Regions from separate parts of the Homo sapiens genome. Here region 1 is linked to region 2. Evidence: chromatin loops called from intact Hi-C (ENCODE). Cell type or tissue: IMR-90. All regions are shown on one strand. Each heading gives the region's core, and the rest is flanking DNA. Links, peaks and the distances in the headings are about the cores only. Region 1 overlaps SMURF2 (SMAD specific E3 ubiquitin protein ligase 2). Region 2 overlaps SMURF2 (SMAD specific E3 ubiquitin protein ligase 2).

Evidence for each region. Peaks named below come from ENCODE experiments on the same cell type or tissue, not always from the same donor. Only the 100,000 strongest peaks of a DNase experiment are listed, where the experiment ranks them.
Region 1: a loop joins it to region 2, with 3 times the contacts of the local background. A loop is called at or near these places in 13 of 110 quality-filtered maps.

The regions. Positions count from the first base shown.
Region 1 is chr17:64,563,093-64,571,427 of GRCh38, forward strand. All of the region lies in intron 10 of SMURF2 (SMAD specific E3 ubiquitin protein ligase 2), which reads right to left. Among named protein-coding and RNA genes, the nearest start is that of CEP95, 60 kb to the left of the region's middle. In IMR-90, for the core only: no CTCF peak of the experiment used is centred there; no DNase peak of the experiment used is centred there.
Region 2 is chr17:64,644,412-64,652,746 of GRCh38, forward strand. All of the region lies in intron 1 of SMURF2 (SMAD specific E3 ubiquitin protein ligase 2), which reads right to left. Among named protein-coding and RNA genes, the nearest start is that of SMURF2, 14 kb to the right of the region's middle. In IMR-90, for the core only: a CTCF peak has its summit at 4,896 (motif pointing left); a DNase peak (open chromatin) is centred at 4,930; H3K27ac peaks cover 1,186 bases.

The DNA of each region.
Region 1 (8,335 bases), core at 103-8,102, 81 kb before region 2:
TATACTTGGCTTGACATTTTTTGGCAGCAATAAACCAGCTACAAAGTTTATTTCTCATAGTCCACATAAACTGACAGAATTGGATAATGGAATTTTATCCATAAAGCTTTATACAGCTTCTGAGGACAAATTTTTCCAATATAGCTTCCATTTTCCCCTACAGAGTTTACCATCACCCACTTTAAAATTCAGGCATGTGCCAAACACTGCTTGTTATCTAGACTCTTTCTTTCTGGAAGAGCCAAACAGGAGTCTGAAAGGCAGCTTGGCAGGGATCCCTTCTTTTTATACACCAGGCCAAATATTATACCTAAAACATATGACCATACAAAGAAAATACACCTTTGTTTAAAATGCCAAGTCAATATTAACTACTCTTACAAATACTATAATAAAGATGTTTTAACATACACACAAAATCAAAACAGATTACCGTGTACATAAATGCATTCCATAAACAACTGTATAATCTTATTTTTTAAATGAACTTGGGTATATTTCATATCAGATACAAAAAGTAACTCAAAATGGACTGCAAACATCAATGTAAAATCCAAAGCCATAAAACTTCTAAGCACAGGAGAAAATTTGTTATGACATACATCAGGCAATGAATGATTTCTTAGATATAACACCAAAAGCACAATCCATGAAAGAACAAATGGATAAACAGAACATCCATTTTTAAATTTTTTTTAAAGAGGCAGGGTCTTGCTATATTGCCCAGGCTGGCCCTGAACTCCTGGTTCAAGTGATCCTCCTGCCTCAGCCTCCTGGTAGCTAGAACTACAGGCACCCAATACCACCCTCAGCTTAAAGAAAATTGCTGCTCTTCAAAAGACACTGTTTAGGAAAACTAAAAGACAAGTCAAGTCATAGACTAGGAAAATTCCTTTGGAAAGCATATATCAGATATGTAAATATCTAAAGAAGCTCAAAACTCAACAAAAAACTGAGCTGCTCGATTTGGGAGGGCTGGGGGCATGGCAAAAGATTCTGCCAAAGAAGCCATTCTACTCCTAGGTTATTTATTTAACCAAGAGAAATGAGGGCATATACATACAAAGACTTGCACATAAATGTTCATAATAGTTTTATCTGTCATAGCGAAAGACTGGAAACAACCCAAATGCCCATCAGTAGATAAATGAATAAACTGTGGTATACCCATACAATGGAATACCACCAACAATACAAAGAAATGAACTATGTAACAATGATGAATCTCATTATGTGAGTAAAAGAAATCATACTGCATGATTCCATTTATCTAGAAAATGCAAACTAATATACTGACAGAAAGCAGGTCAGCAGTTGGCTGGAGATGGGGTGTTATGGGTTGAGCTGTGTGTCCCCCAAAAGATATGCTGAAGGCTCAACATCTGGTCAACCTGTGGATTTGACCTTATTTGGAAATAAGGTCTTTGCAGATAAAATTAAGGTGAGGTAAGATCATACTGGATTAGGATGGCCTTAAATCCAAAAACTGATGTCTTTATAAGAAGAGGGAAATTAGGATACATACATACAGGAAAGAAGACTATGGGAGGACAGAAGACAAAGACTGGAGCAATTTGTCTACAAGCCAAGGAACACCAAGGTTTCCAGAAACCACTGGGAAGTTAGGAAAGAGGCATGGAACAGATTCTCTCTCAAAGCCTCTGGAAGGAACTCATTATCACTTACTATAGAGTCAGCCCCTTACCCTGTAGTTCTGCCTCCAGAATTGTGAGAGAATGAATTTCTGTTGTTTTAAGCCATCCAGTTCGTGGTATTTTGTTACAGCAGCCCTGGGAAACTAACACAGGGTGGAAGTCCCACAGGGAGGGACAGAAGAAATCACAAAAGGGCAAGAGAAAACTTTTGGGGGTGGTGAATATGTTCACTATCTTCACTGTGGTGATGGTTTCATGGTGTATATCAAAACTTAAACTGTACACTTTAAATATTCAGTTTATTGTATGTCAATATATTTCAATAAGGCTGATTTTAAAAAATCCAGCAGATATCAGGCCTCTTCACAAAGCCTCCTGTGAAAGACCAAGCCATGCAAATGGAAAGGTGGCTTAGAGCTGAAGGACAAAAACGGACACAGGAGAAAATCCTTCTGGGATGTGGGCAGCTAGCCTGGAACTATTGTTCCTGATGCACTCAGGGAAAAAAAAAATCTAACTACCCAATAAAGCAGCCTGTCTCTTCAGGTGTGCTAGGGTGCAAGGGGCAGTTCTGTAAGGGCTGATGTGAGAGTGCAGGCCAGGAAACAGTGGGGGTGCTGGTCTATCCTTTAGGGCCTCTGCCAATGTCTAAAGGCTTTATCAAACAAGCAAATGATTTTCTTGAAATCAAGTAGATCTGATAAGCAGGGAAAAGACTCAAATTGTAATCCCCTTGCCCATAAGTCATCTTTTTCTTTAAAAAGAAAAGCTTCCTTTAAGGGTATAAGGCAGAATATCTTCATGCAATGCCAGTCAAAGGAAGGGAAATAAGTAATTAGTGTTACTGGAATCAAAACATGAAGGGAAAAAAAAAAACCTCCATAGTCAGACTGGGTGGATTCAAATCCCAGCTCTAGCACCTTTTATGCACCTCTGGACAAGTTCTGTAACTGCTTGAGGCCCCATTTTTCTCACTGATGAGAAAGAGGTAGCCCAGGATTGCAATGAAGATGACATGGGCACTCAGAGCATGGTAAGTGCAAAATAAATATCAGTTACTATAGCTACTATTAAGATAGTTACTGAGTTACAAAAACATGCTTTTCAAGCAAAGGAAATAAAAAAAAAAACTGACTAAAATGCTTTCTTAGAAGAATATGCTTCCTTGGCAAAGTTATTTATTAAACCCCAATGGCAATGTTTTGCAATATAATTTATATTCTAATGACATTTTTGCCAAAAAAATTTCCAAGAGAGAAAAACAATAAAAACCATAATAGATGTACCAAATAAGGTAATACTATATTTGACGGCTCATAGACATAGATTCAAAACTCCGTTAACACTTGTCTAAAGAAAAACCCCCCAATTTAAAAATCTTTAAAAAATAGAAATCAAACATTAATAGAAAAGATACTTCTATCCGACATATCCTGATATGTAAAGATTAATAAATTAACTGTTATAATTTAAAATTAGTGCCTTATGAATCTTTTTAAAACTACAATTTTAAGATTAAAATTGTTTCTTATGTATCTCAATAAATTGTTTCACATATAAATTATATACTACATTACATAGCTGAATAAAAACTAATTTATCACTTTAAAGTTAATTTATGACAGAAACTTTAATGCTGCAAATAATTTTTATATATTTTATGTAATGTAACACGAATATAAACCCCAGGGAGGATCTATCAGGTTAGGGACTTTACCGAACTAGTAGCTGGAGTTGTGAAATCCTGTCCTTAAGAAGAAAAAAACAAAACAAAACAAAACAAAAACGGATGTAGAAATGCTTAAGCTTTCTGGTTTTTTTTTTTTTTTTTTTTTTTTTTTTTTGAGACAGTCTCGCTGTGTTGCCCAGGCTGGAGTGCAGTGGCGCAATCTCCGCTCACTGCAACCTCCGCCTCCCAGGGTCAAGCTATTCTCCTGCCTCAGCCTCCCGAGTAGCTGGGACTACAGGTGCCTGCCACCATGCCCGGCTAATTTTTGTATTTTTAGTAGAGACGGGGTTTCACCATATTGGCCAGGCTGGTCTCAAACTCCTGACCTTGTGATCCACCCACCTCGGCCTCCCAAAGCGCTGGGATTACAGGCGTGAGCCATCGTGCCCCGCTGACAGAGAGTTTTTTTTTTTTTTTAGATAGAGACTCTGTCGCCCAGGCTGGAGTACAGTGGCGCGATCTCAGCTCACTACACCCTCTACCTCCCAGGTTCAAGGAATTCTCATGCCTCAGCCTCCCGAGTAGCTGGGATTACAGGCATGCACCACCACGCCTACTTTTTTTGTAGAGACAGGTTTGTCATGTTGGCCAGGCTGATCTCCAACTCCTGGCCTCAAGTGATCTACCCGCCTCGGCCTCCCAAAGTGCTGGGATTACCAGTGTGAGCCACCATGCCCAGCCTTAAGCTTTTTCATAGCACAGTAACTTGAAATCAAAGATATTGAAGAGAGGAACAAATTAATACTAAAATACAAAAATGTTCAAATGAAAACTTTCTATTAGGAATATGTATAAAACTTCCAGATAATGCAAATGCTGGCCATATTAATGGAAACTAATCAACAAAATTGGAAAACTAACAATTATAAGAAAACTAGTCAAATGTTCTTCAAGTTACTTCCTGTCATTTACTCCAACAAACAGAAAAGACAACAGACATTTCTAATCATCCCACCTGTAGTTATTCCTTCAGAACATTATTTTTCATTCAGTTATTTAATACAACTAACTATTCAGCAAAAAGATGGAAGATCTGTAACTGTTCTACTGAAATATTCTACTGGCAACATCAAGGCAAACATCTATTACCTAAAGCAGAGATGTCCAATCTTTTGGCTTCCCTGGGCCACACTGGAAAAAGAACTGTCTCAGGCCACACATAAAATACACTAACAATAGCTAATGAGCTGTTAAAAAAATCTCATAATGTTTTGCTTTGTTTTTGAAACAAAGTCTGGCTCTATCACCCAGGCTGGAATGTAGTGGTGTGATCTTGGCTCACTGCAACCTCCACCTCCCAGGTTCAAGCAATTCTCCTGCCTCAGCCTCCTGGGTCCCAACTAGCTGGGATTACAGGCACCCGCCACCACACCTGGCTTTTTTTTTTTTTTTTTTTGAGACGGAGTTTCGCTCTATTGCCAGGCTGGAGTGCAGTGGCGCTGTCTCGGCTCACTGCAAAGTCAGCCTCCCTGGTTCAAGCAATTCTCCTGCCTCAGCCTCCCGAGTAGCTGGGACTACAGGCGTGCACCACCACACCCAGCTAATTTTTTTGTATTTTTAGTAGAGATGGGGTTTCACCGTATTAGCCAGGATGGTCTCGATCTCCTGATCTTGTGATCCACCCGCCTTGGCCTCCCAAAGTGGTGGGATTACAGGTGTGGGCCACCGCGCCTGGCCTAATTTTTGTATTTTTAGTAGAGACGGGGTTTCACCATGTTGGCCAGGCTGGTCTCGAACTCCTGACCTCAGGCAATCCGCCCGCCTCAGCCTCCCAAAGTGCTGGGATTATAGGCGTTGAGCCACTATGCCTTGCCCACATAATGGTTTTTAAGAAGGTTTACCAGCTTGTTTTGGGCCACACTGAAAGCCGTCCTGGGCCCAGCCTAAGGGCCGTGAGTTGGACAAGCTTGACCTAAAGGGATGATCCTGGAGGCAGGAGGTAAATAAAGCACAACCACCTCTTGGAGGCTTCCTGGGCCTCTCAGAGAGCCATACTGGCTCTTGATTACCATTGTACATTTGTCAAGTACTTTGGGTATGTTACATACTAAAGCAGCAAAAATAAATGGGATACACGTCTTCTTAAGTAATTCAAAGTCTAGTAGGGGAAGCAGAAAGGTAACAAACAATTAAGATACAAAAGTAAAACAAAAGCCCTCTGTAGAGTGCTCCAACATCTTTTATTCCTTATCATCTCCCCAAATTCCAATTTGCTGCCCCTATATGCCCTTTAAAAAAACCCAGGCCGGGCACAACGGCTCACACCTGTAATCCCAGCACTTTGGGAGGCTGAGGCAGGAGGATCACTTGAGGCCAAGAGTTGGAGACCAGCCTGGCTAACACGGTGAAACTTCGTCTCTACTAAAAATACAAAAATTAGCTGGGCGTGGTGGTGCGCGCCTGTAGTCCCAGCTACTCAGGAGGCTGAGGCAGGAGAATCGCTTGAACCCAAGAGGCAGAGGTTGCAGTGAGCTGAGATAGCACCACTGCACTCCAGCCTGGGCAACAAAGCAAGACTCCATCTCAAAAAAAATTCCAGAACTAGGCGTGGTGGCTCACACCTGTAATCCCAGCACTTTGGGAGGCCGAGGCGGGCAGATCACCTGAGGTGTCAAGAGCTCGAGACCAGTCTGGGCAACGCGGTGAAACCCCATCTCTACTAAAAATACAAAAATTAGCTCGGCGTGGTGGCAAGCACCTATAATCCCAGCTAACTTGGAAGGCTGAGGCAGGAGAATTGCTTGAACCCGGGATGTGGAGGTTGCAGTGAGCTGAGATCACGCCATTGTACTCCAGCCTGGGTGACAACAGGGAAACTCCATCTAAAAAAAAAAAAATCCATACACAAAAGTAAAGTCCACATGGATTAAAGACTTTACAGTAAAAGACAAAACTATAAATGTATTAAAAACATTTACTTGTAGTGTGAATTTTAGAAGATAAAGATTACATTAGAAAAATAGGCAAAAAAGATATAAATTAACAAAAAAAGTTGATGCAGCTGGTCAATAGGCCAAAAAAAAGCTGTTCAAGCTCAATAGACAATGGCAAAAAATTGTGAACAGGACCTTCACAAAAACAGGAAATCCAAATAGTCAATAAACCTATAAAAAGGTGCTCAACCTCATCAGTAATTAGGAAAATTCAAGTTAAAGTTACAATGGGAAACCATTAAACATCATCAGAACAGCAAAAATTTTGAAGTCCAACAACAGCAAGTACTGGCAAGCTTCTGCAGCAACAGGAACTCATATATTGCCGGTAAAAGACTAAACTGGCATAGCCACTTTAGAAAAGTTACCTTTATACATTAAAGTTGAAGATAGAAATATTCTACGACATAGCAATTCCACAACCAGGCAAGCGCCCTAGAGCAGTGTTACTCAAAGGGTAGACTGCAGATGACACTTATTTTGCTATCTAGGCTATAAAGACCCTAATGCACAGAAACAGTCCATACTTCTCTGTTTCTTCAGATACTTTTACATTAGGGCTTTCAAATACTTGCGACCTTCATTTGTAAGCAAGGTTTTAGAATCTTCTATCTACAATAAAGTAAGATCTGCTGACATAATGAGACTGCCAGGATAATTATACATATTTCGAAGAAGGAACCAAAGATACACATTTTCAATGTTTTCTCCTATTATCCTAAAAAACTGGTAGCCAGTTCTCATTTAAATTTTTTGCTTTATTAACCTAACTCCAAAAATTAATGAAACAAGGACATTTTCAGAAGTCATTTTAAAGTATATTATTATTTTTGTTGTGTTTTTAACATTTTAACATACATAAGAACTTTACAACAAATGAATAAGACAGAGCAGGTAATGTCACCATTCATTTAGAGAAGCTAAAATGAATTATTCAGGGGTCAGAGTGAACCTTGCTCTCCAAGTTCTTAGCCTAAAATCCTTGTTGCTATACCACTCTCAGTGTTTTTGCCAGAAGTGTTGAAAAAGACACTTTGCTACTTAGCTTAGTAATGAAGTTTTCCTGTTCTCTCTTTTCCTCCTCCTGCCCCCATTCTTCAGAAGGCAATGCTAATAAGTAACAGAGTTAGAAGAAATGAGGCAGCTAGAGAGAAAAGAAAAGCAAAGGATGCAAATAATATACACACAATACTCAGTATAGTGCCTCACAGGCAGCTGAAGCCAGAGCATCCTGGTTTCACTCCAGACTTCACCACTGGCAACGTATGGAAAGTCATGTAACCTCTATACCTCAGTTTCCTCATCTGTAAAAATGGCAGTAGCTAACTCACAGAGTTTTTCTGAGGATGAAATTACGAACTTGGGGTGTTTTTGTTTGTTTGCTTTTTAAAGACAAGAGTCTCACTCTGTTGCCCAAGCTAGAATGAGTGGCGCGATCACAGCTCACTGCAGCCACGACCTCCTGAGCTCAAGAGATCCTCCCACCTCGGTGTCCTGAGTAGCTGGGACCACAGGTGCGCACCACCATGACCAGCTAATTTTAAAAAAATTTTTTGAAGAGAATAGGACTCACATGTTGGCCAGGTTGGTCTTGAACTCCTAGGCTCAAGTGATTCTCCAACCTCAGCCTCCCAAAGTGCTGGGATTACAGCATGAGCCACATGCCTGGCCTTACCAACATATGTAAAGTATAAAGAACAATGCTTGTCACACAGTAAGTGCTACTAAGGTGTTAGCCATTAATATAAATTATTAATAATTTTGTATTACAATGGCAACACAAAATTAGCCTGTTCAACCCCTACTTCTCCTGTCAAGATATTGCCTCTGTAAAAGGCCATCTTGAGCACCTCTAATAACCCTTTTCCTAACATTCCAAGACAGGTTCCTACCTAAAAGCATAGTAGGTTTAAAATACTCATATCAGAGTAAACCTTGTCACACTCTTACATAAATTTTGCTCAATAAAAGTAAATTATAACTGATGAAAGTAGATGTTCTTTCATTTTTTAAGAGAC
Region 2 (8,335 bases), core at 41-8,040:
TCATCTCTACTAAAAATAGAAAAAAAAAAAAAAAATTAGCCAAGTATGGTGGCACATACCTATAGTCCCAACTACTCAGGAGGCTGAGGCAGGAGGAATGCTTGAGCCTGGGTGGTCCAGGCTGCAGTAAGCCATGATCAAACCACTGCACTCCAGCCTAGGTGACAAGAGCAAGACTCTGTCTCAAAAAAAAAAAGAAAAAAAAAAAAATGCTGAGTAGCCAGGCATGGTGGCTCACGCCTGTAATCACAGCACTTTGGGAGGCTGAGACGGGCGGATCACCTAAGATCAGGAGTTTGAGACCAGCCTGGCCAACATGGCGAAACTCCAACTCTACCAAAAAGACAAAAATTAGCTGGGCATGGTGGCGTGCCTGTGATCCCAGCTACTTGGGAAGCTGTCTCATGGTGAAACCCTGTCTCTACTAAAAATATACATATACACAAAAATTAGCCAGGCATGGTGGCAGGCGCCTGTAATTCCAGCTACTCAAGAGGCTGAGGCAGGAGCCGCTTCAACCCAGAAGGCAGAGGTTGCAGTGAGCCGAGATCACACCACTGCACTTCAGCCTGGATAACAAGAGCAAGACTGTCTCAAAAAAAAAAAACAAAACAAAGTGCTGAGTAGATTCGACAGGAAGACTAGGTGGGGAAGGAGGAAGATGGGTAACAGCATCATCTAAGGCAACAGCACTGTCAAAAACTTGGAGATACAAGAGATTATGAAATTTAAGAAAAGACAAGGAGTTCAGAGTGGTAGAACACAGTGGTATGATGGGAAGGCTAGGGCCAAATGATAAAGAGTTTTGAGATGCTGATATATTTAATAAATCTGTTTTCTATAATAAATAAATTTGAAGAAAAAGAAAATTCAGAGGAAGAAAAGAGAAAGCTATAGTTTAAACGATAATTAAGAGACATACCAACCCAATACAATGTGTAGACCTCTTCCGGATTCTGATTAAACAAACCACTTACTCAAAAAGGGAGAGGGGTATCAGGTACAGTGGTGTACAGCTGTAGTCCCAGCTTCTCTGGAGGTTGAGGCAGGAGGATAGGTTGAGCCCATGAGTTTAAGGCTGCAGTGTGTTATGTTCACACCTGTGAACACTAGTACACATCAGCCTGGGCAACACAGTGAGAACTTGTCCCTAAAAAAATAATTAAGAAAAATAGAAAAGTGGGGAGGAAGACAAGGAAGAGAATAATTGGACATGCATGTCTCCTTTTTGTTTGTTTTTAAATTCAAGACAGGGTATCGCTATGTTGCCAGGCTGGTCTCAAACGCCTAGGCTTAACAACCCTCCTGCCTCAGCCTTATGAGTAGCTGGGATTACAGACATATGCCACCACACCCAGGTGGACATGCATCTCTTAATGAGATGGATGGGGTTTTCTTACTTTCAATTACTTCATGTGTCTATTAATGACTATTACTTATTGCTGGAATGAGGGTACAACATAAATTCTAATCCCATTTTTCATTTTATACATATAAATGCTAAGAAAACCTATTCACATAAATAAGTAGGTAATGAAAGAAGTTTTGTTACAGCAATGCCATTAAATTCTTTGAGTTAGATGCCAAAAAAAATTACCAAGATCTATAATTTTAAAAAACTTTCTGGGAAATGGCATTTGACTTCACTATTTCTTATAATTTTTTTTTTTTTTGAGATGGAGTCCCGCTCTGTTGCCTAGGCTGGAGTGCAGTGGTGCCATCTCAGCTCACTGCAACCTCCATCTCCAGGTTCAAGCAATTCTCATGTCTCAGCCTCCCGAGTAGCTGGGATTATAGGCGCACACCACCATGCCCAACTAATTTTTGTATTTTTGGTAGAGACAGAGTTTCACCACATTGGCCAGGCTGGTATTGAACTCCTGACCTCAAGTGATCTGCCCGCCTCAGCCTCCCAAAGTGCTGGGATTATAGGCATGAGCCACTGGAATTTTTCTTTTTTTTTTTCTTTCTTTTTTTTTTTTTTTAAATTGAGACAAGGTCTGGCTCTATCGCCCAGGCTGGAGTGCAGTGGCACCATCTCGGCTCACTGCAACCTCTGCCTGCTGGGCTCGAGCCATCCTCCCACCTCAGCCTCCCAAGTAGTTGGGACTAGAGGTATGCACCACACACCAGGCTAATTTTTGTAGTTTTTGTAGAGATGGAGTTTCACCATGTTGCCCAGGCTGGTCTCGAATTCATGAGCTCAAGCGATCCATCCCTTCAGCCTCCCAAAGTGCTGGGATTACAGGCATGAGCCACCACTCCTGGCCCTATAAAAATTATTTTTAATGACCAGCTAAAACTTGATCAAGTCCTTCAATTTTGTTGAAAACTACAGAGAGAAATATGCCTGACTTATGAAAAGATGCTACCCAGTCATTGATATCACTGCCTTCTCACCAACATTCTGATTTGTCTCTCTGGTGGTGTGGAAGGCCTCTCACCACAATGTACTATTTGGGATGTCTGGCTAATGTGCCTTTCTTTGTAAAGTGGAAGGTAGAAAATATGAAAGATCAATCGTAGAATCTAGAAAGCCCCCTTAGAAATACCTATGGGCTTTCATTATTTTATTTCACCCTTACTGCATACACCATTAACTCTAGCACTGACTGTGGTTATTTCATCCATCAAGTCTTATCTGTTTGGTTACCTGCAAGTTCCCTGAAAGCAAGATAAAGGTCTTAACCTCTTCTTAAAATCCTAGAGCCTACATCTCAGTGTTAGGTGCATGTAAGACTCCCAGCAAATGTTTACTGAATGAATATGTAAATATGAGCATATTTCATCATTATTCTTAGTCTTCTTCCTTGCTAGAAAAAATACAATTAGGGGTTAACTAAGCTGGAAATCAGAAGAAACTGAAAAAAAAAGAAAAAAAAATCAGAAGAAACTGGGAAAGAGAAAACTAAAATATATGAAGCTTCAAATTTTATCACAATGAACTTTTGGTACATCTATCCTCATTTCTAAAGAACTGGAATAGAGGCCGGGTACGGTGGTTCACACCCGTAATCCCAGCACTCTGGGAGGCTGAAGCGGGCGGACCTGAGGTCAGGAGCTTGAGACCAGCCTGGCCAACATGGTGAAACCCTGTCTCTACTAAAAATACAACAATTAGCCAAGCATGGTGGTGGCAGGCACCTGTAATCCCAGTTACTCCGGAGGCTGATGAAGGCAAATCGCTTGAACCCAGGAGGGGGAGGTTGCGGTGAGCCGAGATCATGCCATTGCACTTCAGCCCGGGTGACAGAGTAAGACTCTGTCTAAAAAAAAAAAAAAAAAGATTTAGGGAACAAATTTCGTCAGATAAAAGGTGCTCATTTCACTTTCACTGGTTCAGATTACCTACAAAGACACCTTGGTAGACACAGTGGCTCATGTCTGTAATTCCAGCTACCAGGGAGGCTGAGGTGAGAGGACTGCTTGAAACCCAGAGTTCAAGACCATCCTGGGCAACAGTGAGACCCAGTCCTTAAAAACTTTTTTTCTTAATTAGCCAGGCACAGTGGTGAGCAACTATTGTCCTAGCTACTCAGGAGGCTGAAGCAGGAAGACTGCTTGAGCCTAGGAGTTCCAGGCTGTAAGTGAGCTACGATCATGCCACTGCACTCCAGCCTGGGCAACACAGTGAGACCCTATCTCTTAAAAAAAAAAAAAAAAAAAAAAAAAAAAAAAAAACAGGATCTCAATAGTAATTAAATGAGACAATAAATGAGAATATCTTAAAACCATAGAACTCTAAAAAAAAATGTTAAATTATCTTCCTAACATTGACAGACTACTTACATGTGACTTTTCTTAGATGATAATCCAGCAACAGATTTTATTCCAGTGAATGTTAGTGATCTTCATTTTGTTAAGCAGCAAAATTTGCAGTGTGGTAAAACAGTTCTATCCATCAAGTCAAATATTAACAAATGAACACTTCAGTCCTATATCTTTATAACTTAATGATGTTGAAATTACTAAGGTATAAATGTTAGTTAATTCAATAATGACATCACAAAGAGAGATCTTATTTGTTTCAACTGAGGTCCCTGAGATCACGAAAGCCTGTTTTCAATTTCATCATTCTTTAATTCACAAATGGCTCACACATGTAACTCCAGCATTCTGGGAGGTCAAGACTGGAGGACTGTTTGAAGCCAGGAGTTTGAGACCAGCCTGGGCAACATAATGAGACTCCATTTCTACAAAAAATTTAAAAATTACACCAGCATGGTGCCACATACCTATAGTCTCAGCTACTCAGGAGGCAGAGGCAGGAGGATTACTTGAGCCCAGGTGGTCAAGGCTATAGTGAGCCATAAGCCTGAGCGACAGAGTGAGACCCTGTTTCAAACAAAAACAAAAACAAAAAACAAAACACACACACACACACAATTTATTGAAGTACTACATATGCAGCACTATGTTAGAGATGGTATTTTGAATCTATCAAATGCCGTTTTACTTTTCCTTATAGTTTTTTTTCCATCCTTCTTTCTCTACAAAATTCCCCAAGTTCAACTGTAAAAAATCTCTATCAACCTTATTTATGGTATTAGATTCATACAATTCTGAATAATCTTACCAACCAATCAGTGTTTTCTTCTTCACTGGAGGAAGAAAGTTACATGTAAAGCCTGATGACACAAAAATCACAAAAATAAAAACAGAATTACTAATGTTTGCAACTCTACTATCTACTCCTACAACATGTAGCATTTAAAGAGTTTACATAAGAAAGCTCACACTAAAGTATGATTTTTCATTACACATTGGAGTCAAATTTTCAGTTTCTAACTCTTCAACACCATTTATTCCAAGCACACTCATTTAGACTTTGGGTTTCAGTTTTACAGGTTTTTACATACCCTGACATCTATCAGTGCAGAAATACCCCCATCTACTGGCAAGAGGTGACGCTACAGGCTACTTTTGAAAGCGCCAGCATGCTACAGAGGAATTTATCAAGTCATAAAGAGTTCATCCAAACAGCTCCCCAATCTACAATCCAACTCCAAAATCCTGAGCCATCTTCTACTTCTTACCAAACATTGGGGGATGGAAGGAACAGAGAAGTATAGTTAATCGGTTAAATGGCTGCCATATTAAGATAAAAATGGTTTATAAAAATATATTTTTAAATATTTAAAATATTGAGGCCGGGTGCAGTGGCTCATGCCTGTAATCCCAGCACTTTGGGAGGCTGCAACGGGCGTATCACTTAAGATAAGGAGTTTGAGAAACAACCTGGCCAACATGGTGAAACCCTGTCTCTACTAAAAATACAAAAAATTAGCCAGGCATGGTGGTGCGTGCCTGTAGTCCCAGCTACTGGGAAGGCTGAGGTGGGAGAACTGCTTAAGCCAGGGAGGCAGAAGTTGCAGTGAGCTGAGATTGCACCACTGCACACCAGCCTGAGTGACAGAGCGAGACACCATCTCAAAAATAAAATATTGAAAATATTTGATTAAAATATTGAAACATAAATACCTAATTATATTTCATTATATGAATACTTCATGATATGCTGATACAAGACATTTATGCCTTTTTTTTCTTGCCTAGCTAGGATTTCAATCCAAAATGCTTACTTTAAAAGACATGTATCATTTAAATAAATATATATTAATCATTATTAATGTCGTACCTGCTCTTATAAAATATAATCGGTTTTCACCAATTTCTTTAAAACAAAATCCGTGGTCAAAAATGACAAAGTACGTTTACAAAAAACTTTACACCTTGAACAGTATCTTTCATGTACATTATTCCATCATATTGCTAAAATAAATAAGACTTGCCTTTTTTTTTTTTTTTTGAGACCATGTCTCACTATGTTGCCCAGGCTGGTCTCGAACTCCTGAGCTCAAGCAATCCTCCAGTCTCAGCCTCCTAGACAGCAGGGATTACAGGCACACACCATCACACGGGTTTTTTGTTTTTTGTTTTTTTTTTTGGTATTTTCACACCTGGTTTTAACGCTGTCATTTTAAGCATGCATTTATAACTAAAGGCACAAGCACAGAGAAAATAAGTGATTTGCTTAGATGCACAAAGCTTATACATGGCATAACTAGGATACGAACTCACATTTTCTGCCTCCAATTCTATACTCTCCACAACATTCTGACTACCTCTCATAAAATGACCAGGCACAGTGGCTCATGCCTGTAATCCCAGCACTTTGGGAGGCCGAGGTGGGCGGATCACTTGAGGTCAGGAGTTCGTGACCAGCCTGACCAACATGGTGAAACCTCATGCCTACTAAAAATACAAAATTAGCTGGGTGTAGTGGCAGGCACCTGTAATCCCAGCTACTGGGGAGGCTGAGGCAGGAGAATTGCTTGAACCTGAGAGGCTGAGGTTGCAGTGAGTGGAGATCGTGCCTGGGCAATACAGTGAGACTGTGTCTCAAAAAAACAAAATTACCAAGTATATCTTACATAGAAAATGAGATCTACATTATGGATTTCTGCTTTGTGACAGTGCCTAGGAATGCACGGTGGTTAAAAAAAAAAAAATCTGCTGGCTGGGCGCGGCGGCTCACGTCTGTAATCCCAGCACTTTGGGAGGCCGAGGTAGGCTGATCACCTGAGGTCAGGAATTCAAGAACAGCCTGGCCAACACAGCAAAACCCTGTCTCTACTAAAAATACATGGTGGCGGGTGCCTGTAATCCCAGCTACTTGGGAGGGTGAAGCAGGAGAATCACTTGAACCCAGGAGGCGGAGGTTGCAGTGAGCTGAGATCGCGCCATTGCACTCCAGCCTGGGCGACATAGCAAGGCTGTCTCAGAAATATATATATTTTTGTGTATATATATATGCTTACATTTTAATAAAATTAAGTTTCTTCCTTTCTTTTGCCTTGGAGAAAAAATATACACATAAAGCTGGGCGCGGTGGCTCACGCCTGTAATCCCACACTTTGGGAGGCTGAGGCGGGTGGATCATTTGATGTCAGGAGTTCAAGACCAGCCTGGCAACATGGTGAAACCCTGTCTCTACTAAAAATATAAAAATTACACGGGCATGGTGGCGCGCGCCTGTAGTCCCAGCTACTCCAGAGGCCAAGGCAGAAGAACTGCTTGAACCCAGGAGGTGGAGGTTGCAGTGAGCCAAGATCGTGCCACTGCATTCCAGCCTGGGCGACAGAGCAAGACCCTACCTCAGAAAAAAAAAAAAAGAGAAGAAAAGAAAAGAAAAAATATACACATAAAATAATGCAAGCAAAAACAGGCCAGGCGCAGCAATGGCTCAGACCTGTAATCCCAGCACTTTGGAAAGCCAAGGCAGGGGATCACTTGAGGCCAGGAGTTCAAGACCAGCCTGGGTAACACAGTGAGGCCCCATGTCTACAAAAAATAAAAAAATTAGCTGGGCACGGTGATGGATGTTTGTAACCCAGCTATTCAGAAGGCTGAGGCGGGAGGATCACTTGAGCCCAGTTCAAGATCGCAGTGAGCTCTGATTGTGCCACTGCACTGCAGCCTGGGTGACAGAGACCCTGTCACAAAAATAATAATACAAGCAAAAACGATAAATACTCATAATCCAACCCACACTTAACACACCAATCACCTCCTTTCTTTTCTATGGTCACATTTTAGATATGTTTATTCTTTATATCCCACCTTTTTCCAAAAACATGACTGATAGCTGGTAAACAGACACTTACGTTAAGTCATGGTTGTTGCAATCCTCTTTCATCACATCAGTAAGAGATGAAAAAGACTAATAATTTTAAAATGTAAGGTTCATAATAGAAATTCTGAAAGGAAAACTACAGGGCCCAATCTAGGCTTTTCCTAATTTCTTATATCTGCATTTATGGCACCACGTAATAAAAATAATATCTGTCACAGATCAAAAATGATAAATACTTATTGGCTGAACAAATTAAACAGCCGCTCCAAAGCACTACAAGATCCTAAATCAAAGACTCAATTTGTTTGAAAGCTGCTTTATTTTAAAGCTATAGTAATCAAGACAGCATAGTGTTAAAACAAATAAACTTAAAGGGTAGAATCATAAAGAAAACACAGGAGAGTCCAGAAATAGAATTCTATGTATACTGTCAACTGATTTGTTTGTTTGTTTGTTTTGAGACAGAATCTCGCTCTGTCGCCCAGGCTGGAGTGCAGTGGCACAATCTCAGCTCACTGCAACCTCCACCTCCTGGGTTCAAGTGATTCTCTTGCCTCAGCCTCCCGAGTAGCTGGGATGACAGGCACCTGCCACACACCTGGCTAATTTTTTATTTTTAGTAGAGACGGGGTTTTGCCATGTTGGCCAGGCTGGTCTAGAACTCCTGACCTCATGTGAGCCTCCTGCCTCGGCCTCCCA